Linked DNA regions of Homo sapiens: region 1 is linked to region 2. A link is a contact called in ENCODE POLR2A ChIA-PET data. All regions are on one chromosome and are shown on one strand. The core of a region is the stretch at or near the end of the contact, and the rest is flanking DNA. Distances in the headings are between cores, read along the strand shown.

The links. ChIA-PET counts read pairs that join two places held with the same protein, here RNA polymerase II (POLR2A).
Region 1: POLR2A ChIA-PET joins it to region 2 with 11 read pairs in activated T-cell. The contact joins two enhancer-like sites. POLR2A ChIA-PET finds 5 or more read pairs at or near these places in 2 of 52 experiments (H1 and activated T-cell).

Annotation. Positions count from the first base shown.
Region 1 is chr15:89,165,940-89,169,455 of GRCh38, forward strand. All of the region lies in intron 5 of ABHD2 (abhydrolase domain containing 2, acylglycerol lipase), which reads left to right. Among named protein-coding and RNA genes, the nearest start is that of RLBP1, 54 kb to the right of the region's middle. RefSeq lists enhancers at 1,327-2,526, 1,436-1,805. Within about 2 kb of position 1,877, at least 18 of the 41 ENCODE cell types and tissues checked have a DNase peak (open chromatin) inside an H3K27ac peak, as active enhancers do.
Region 2 is chr15:85,606,773-85,609,912 of GRCh38, forward strand. The region is part of intron 8 of AKAP13 (A-kinase anchoring protein 13); the gene reads left to right. Among named protein-coding and RNA genes, the nearest start is that of LINC02883, 150 kb to the right of the region's middle. Within about 2 kb of position 1,284, at least 8 of the 41 ENCODE cell types and tissues checked have a DNase peak (open chromatin) inside an H3K27ac peak, as active enhancers do.

The DNA.
Region 1 (3,516 bases), core at 627-3,126, 3.6 Mb after region 2:
TTCAGAGCAAAGAAGAGGTAGATCAAATCCACTAGCCAAAGAATAAACTGAAAACCAGAATTTTCCAGCTTGTGCTTATTCTGGCCTCCATATCATACCTTCATATCTTGAAAGTTTTATCACCAGAAAATCAAGAGCCAAGTAACAAAGGATCTTATTAGTTTGATCTTGATTTAAAGAGAGAAAAAAATAGGATTAAAAACAATATCTTCTATGTCAAGTGAAAGGAATAAAAATAACCTGGCTCTGGCTCCCCAAAGGTAACGAGTCCCTTAGGATCATGAGCCTTCTAAGAACTTAGTACCCATCTCCCACCAAAACACCAAGCTGGGGCATTTGGCATTGAAAATGGCCTCGAATATTTAAATTGCTTTTTTCCTGTGAGTTTAAACAGGGAAGAAGTGGGCCCTTCCCTTATTTCTAAACTCTTGACTCTCGGGCATTAGACATCAAGCTGTGAGGAAGTACGTGAAATCACAGCATTGAATTCTCTTGCTGGGAGGAGGAAATCTTTAATGTCCAACTGGGTTTAATACAGGAACTTTTTTGTTTTTTAAACTATCTTTTGGATTAAGGCTGCAGTGAACCGTGATCATGCCACTGCACTCCAGCCTGGGTGACAGAGTGAGACCCTGTCTCAAAAACAAAACAAAAATTATCTCTTGGGCTGGGTACAGTGGCTCACACCTTTAATCACAGTGAGACCTCATTTCTACAAAAAATAAAAATAAATTAGCTGGGCATGGTGGCTCATGTCTGTAGTCCCGGCTACTCTAGAAGCGCTGTGCCCAGGAGTTCAAGGCTACACTGAGCTGTGATCATGCCACTGCACAGCCTGAGCTACAGAGTGAGACCCTATCTCTTAAAACAAACAAACATATATACAAACAATCTTTTGGAACCTCAAGGTAAGGTCAGAAAACTTGGTCTTGCTTAGAGGACGGGACTTCAGTCTTAGAAGGGAGGGAGACCCCATCTCCCTCCATCTAATTACACATTCCAATTGAGACACTTTTGAGAGTAAAAAGGGACTTTATTAATAACGTTATAATAATTCATAACTTTATTAATAACTGCATCAGAACAATACATTCCAGGACCCTCTTGGAGAGACTAGGATGTAGGGTTACCTACCTTTAGCATGCTGTAGAGATCACCCATGATCCAAGACATCTCACTGTAAGAGCTTCAGGCAGTGATTTTTAAGGAACTTCTATTTTGTTTTTACTGCTTAATATCTTACAATCTTCTATTAGATCATAAACATAGGTGTTTCGATAAGCTTCTCATATCTACCATTTTCATTGGTGTAGACTCAATTTTGAATTGTATTCATAGTTATGAATTGTGTTGCCTCTGCATTAAACAGTTGAGTTTTATAATGGCAGAAGGGCACAATGGGAAGGGAGGAGGAAGAGATGGGTGAAGGGAGAGAGAGAATGTGAAAGTGAAGGTAGTGAGTTTGCAGAACTCAGACATCGTAGTAAAACACCTGGCAAGATCGTCTGCTGAGAGCCAGGGGCCAGGAGCTTCAGGAAGTGTGTCAGGGAGTCATATCCAAAGCAGAACAGTGGCCAAGAGTGGTGAGTTCTGCACTTTCAGGATGATATCTGAATACTTAAACCTTTAGCCATAAGAGGGCAGTTTTAGGCATCCTATACCTGGGGAAACAAGGCTGAAAACACTCATTTTTTAAAATCCTTATTTCAGAGATAAGGGCAAGGCCAACTAATTTGATAGCACAAAGGGGCCTTAACTTTATTTCTACAGCTATTGTATTCCTGGATGACTCAGCTTTAAGATAGTTTCCCCTTGACTTTAAGAAATGACTCACATACTTTTACTATGGAAGTGACAGGGGCTGCTAGGCCCCTAACCGCCCACCTGTCAGCGAGCCATGTTAGCTTAACTGTATTTTTCTCTTAGGCTAAACTTAGTGGGAAAGATATTCAAGTACCTCTTTCATGTCCCCTGCTTACTCATGCTGGCGAGTACTGTGTGCCTTTATTCCAGACGATTCAAACTTCCTTCTTATCCACCTGACATTTTGTGGCATATCCACAGATGCCATGCATGGGCCTGGCATGGAACATACAGAGATGACTCAGAGTCTCCATCCACAAGGAACACCAAGTCTCGAGTCCCTGTATTTTAGCCTATTTAGTCATGCTAGTGTCATTTGGGGAAGTGGCTGTTGAAATAATAGCTTTCAGGCAGCCTTTGCCTTGTCCTTCTTTAGGTGTAGGGGCTTGAGAAAAAGGTGAGGGGTCTTTTCTGTTCCCAGCAAGTTGCCTTTCCAAAATGGCCGTGCAATACTCATCTGTCTAAGGCCCAGCTAGTGTTTCAGATTTCATCTTACTTTAAAAAGCGGCAGCAAGATTATATAGTTACCTAGTGCTAATCCCATAAGAATTAAATACATAGAGCCTCATTTAAAAACAGATTAATGTAGCTGTTAGTAATAACAGGCCAGGGAGAGGCCCCAGGCACTAAAGGTGTTTGGTAACTGACATCAGGGGAGGTCCCAGGAGGACCTTCCAGAAGGCTGATCCTGGAGCTGGGCACCATGTCTTTGCCCTTCCCTTGCATGGGAGAGGTGGCATCTCTTCACAGAACATCCAGCAGTCTGTCTGACATCAGGCAGGGTTGGCCCTTTATCCAGATCAGATGTGTTTGGATTTAATTAAATTGAGGCTCCCAAAGTGCCTACACAATTAGCTGTAATTGCTCCTCAGTAGTGTAGCAAATCTGAGTTTTGTAACTGTCCCAATGACATCTGAACATCTGCTCTAGGTCTCAAATAATTAGTCTCAAACCTGAGTAATGATAGATGGGTCTAAAAGGAATCAAAGCTGGGTGCAGTGGCTCACACCTGTAATCTCAGCACTTTGGGAAAGGAAGCCAAGGTGGGCAGACCTCTTGAGCTCAGAAGTTCGAGACCAGCCTGGGCAACATAGTGGAACCTCCCAGGCAAGTTCGCCCATCTCTACAAAAAATCAGAAATTAGCTGGGTTTGGTGGCATGTGCCTATAGTCCCAGCTACTCAAGAGGCTAAGGTGGAAGGACGTCTTGAGCTTGGGGAGGTCAAGGCTGCAGTGAGCCATGATCATGCCACTGTACTCCAGCCTAGGGAGACAGAGCGAGACCGTCTCAAAAAAATAAGAATAAAAATAATAAAAGGAATCAAATGGTTGGGGGGAGTAAGATGTTTAATAATTGAAGCATAAATCTCTGGAGTACTATTACCTAAGTAGATTTGTGATATAAGGCAAGGGGCTTGGGCTTTGGGGTTGACATGGTCCAAAGTCTAGCGTTGGACTTTGAGTAGACACGGTCATGAGTAGACATGGCCCTACTCATTATGTGAGGGTGGACAAGTCATTTCATGTCTTTAAATCTGCTTCCTTGTCTGTGTTTAAGTTCCTAGAAGAGAGGCTGAACACTGTACATCTGTTGTTTCATCCATTCATTTAGGTAACACTGATTGAGTGCCCACCAAGTATCTGGCCTCACAGA
Region 2 (3,140 bases), core at 34-2,533:
CAGTAAGTTGACTTGTGTGACTGAAGTAGAAGAATCTTGCAAGGAAAGGTGAGAGAAAAGGCCAGAGAAGTGGTCATGGTGCAAGGCTTCTTTCCCAGGATCACCTCTCAGAGCTAGATGCTCTTTACCCCAATGGGTCACACTAGTATTTCAGCCTTCTGGGTGGGGATTGTTTCGGGGACATTTTAAGTTCAATCCAAATTAGGCACTTGGGGATTGGCCAGGAAAAATCTATAAATATCTGTCGTTTCTTCTTTCCCTTTGCCTCAGATGAAGAGGCTTTTTTCTTTTTTTCTTTTTTTTTTTTTGAGACTTAACTCTTCCATCTGTGTTCCTAGTTCTATCTTGGCTTTTAAAGAAGTACTTCTTTGTAAAACAGCTTCAGATACTTAGTAGTTCCTTTATTCTTAGTTTTTGAGGTAGCTCCCTACCTTCTCCAGTTATCAGATAATCAGAAGACTTCACTTTTCCCTCTGCTTTCCTTTGTCATGGTACAAAATAGATCCAGAGGGGATATGGTAGTCTGATTGAAAGGAAAAGTGTTTTGTTCTTTCCATTCTGACTTGAGTCAGAATTTACCATAGTTACTTGGTTTTATTTTATATGCACCCTTGTAGGCTGACTTAAATACCTCCTTTTAAAAAATAAGACAAAAATGTAACATACATTAATTCATTTATTGCTCACACCTTTTTTTTTAACCATTTGCCTTTATTTTTATCCCCATTTTGTAGGTGAGAAACTGAGGAACAGAAAGGTTTTAAAACTTGCGTAAGGCAGCCTAGCTCCAGAGTTCATGCTTTTAACCACGATGCTAGCTTAATAGAGTCACTAAGCTACTCATTTGTCCCTTCATTTCCTTTGATGTTTCCTGTATGAGACATCTCTGCTAGTATGTATTTAAGTAAAGGAGCATTCTCCACTCTTTAAACATATTTTTGTGATAACCCTTCCAAAGCAAATGTTCACAGTGTAATCTAAGGTAAACAGTTACATTGTACTTTCTTAAAAATTTCCAGAACATTAAAATATGTGTTCTAGTTAAGTAAAATTCTCAAAATACAAGCTCCAGATAATAGTCTCTGAATGAACAGAAGCAAGTTTATTGCTTTGAATATGAGTGAATGCCAAAATTAACCTGGCAGTAGTGTTGACAAATAGGCTTTTTCATGAAGAACTTCTTTCTTTTCCCCTTTGCTTTGTTTTTTTGGACAATTGATAAAAAGAGCAAGTTGTACCTCTGCATTTTTTGGAGCGCATGACTGTACAATGGTGTATATTTGCCTGGAGGGATGAGGGAAGTCTTCCATGGGAAGCTGAGTCATTTTTTGGCTTGTCTGACTGTGTGACTGTGCTAGAGCTATTCTTTTTTTGAAGAGAAAAATAAGAAGTCAAGTAATTTCCTAAAGTAATACATTTTTATTTTATGTGGGATTCATATTTTCCTTGGGTTGTGGTTATTTTGAGCAGGAGTTTTTGTGTCTGGCCAGGAGTATTCTTCTAATACAGAAACTACTTCAGACAAAATTATTTTCTCTCCTTGTTTAATAACTAAATTTGGTCAGCCATTGGAAGTCTTAGGGTTGTGATTGTGGTGGTAAACGAAGACATTATTAGTTATTCATCTCACCTTGGATGTATCATACCATTTTTGGCACTCTGGAGAAATTTAAGAAATGGCTGTTGCCTTTAAGGCAATTATTATTTGCTTAGAATCAGACCAACATGCAGTAGCAATGAACAACACAGGGCAGGACACCATAGAGTCAGCAAGGCAGAGTCTAAGCCCCATAGTGGTTCAAAGGAGAGCGTTTTAAGGAGGGTTAGAGTAGGCAGAGAGAGCTGAATTGGGAAAGTAGAATTAAAGGATGGACTTTGACTAAGGTGGATAGGCGAGAGAGGGAATTCCAGAAACCATGATTGTTCTGAGAGCCGGGGGCCTTGAAGTAGGAAGAACCATATTCTGATTGTGGAACCTTGATACACAATTAGGCTTTATCTTGAAGAACAATAGAAAATGAGATTGGTTAAGGGTCATGGAGTAGTCTGAAATCCAGACAAGGGAGATTAGACTGGATGAAGCTAAAGACTTTTGTACTGCCTTTCTGAATGACAGCCTAAGTCATATCACTTCTTTGTTCAAACATCTTCACTGGCTCCCTATTGCCCCTGAATAGAGTCTTAAACTCTTTAGCATAACACATACACTTTTTTCATTTTTAATTGACACATAGTTGTACGTATTTATGGAGTACAGTGTGATATTTTGGTACATGTATACAATGTGTAATGATCAAATTAGGATAATTAGCATATCTGTCACCTCAAACGTTAATTATTTCTTAATGATGAAAACATTCAAAATCCTCTCTTCCCGCTAGTTTGAAATATACAATATATTATTGCTAACTATAGTCACCCTTCGGTGTGATGGAATACTACATTTGTTCCTCTTATGACTCTTTACCCATTGACCAACCTCTCCCCATTCTCTTCTCCCCATCCTTGTCCCAGCCTCTAGTAACCACTGTTGTACTCTTTATTTCTGTGAAATCAACTTATTTAGATTCCACATTATCAGTGAGATCTTATGGTGGTTGTCTTTCTGTGCTTGGTTTATTTCATTTAACGTAGTGTCCTCTAGGCTCATCCATCTTGCCATAAATAACAGGATTTCATTATTTTTTACAGCTGAATAATATTCTGTTGTGTATATGTACCACATTTTCTTTATCCATTCATCTGTCGATGGACACTTAACTTGGTTCTGTACCTTGGCTATTGCAAACAGTATACTAAACATGAGAGTGAATACTGATTTCCTGTCCTTTGGATATATACCCAGTAGTGGGATTCCTAGATCATACGGTGGTTTTCTTCTTGCATCATCTGTTTGTATAACCTATGCTGTTAATGCTTTTCCTACCTGATGTCATAGCAGTCCCTTGCATGAATCTGATGCATGTAACCAGACATTGTGCTATTCCTCTGTCATACCTGGCATTCATTAACATCTTTACCTTCACTCACACTCTTCATATGCAACACCCACCTCCTCTCTTCCATTTTCTCTGTTTCCTTCCGTTTATTTTAAAACAGCATCTTTTCTTTCTTATCACTTCAGCCAGAGATCCTCTTCC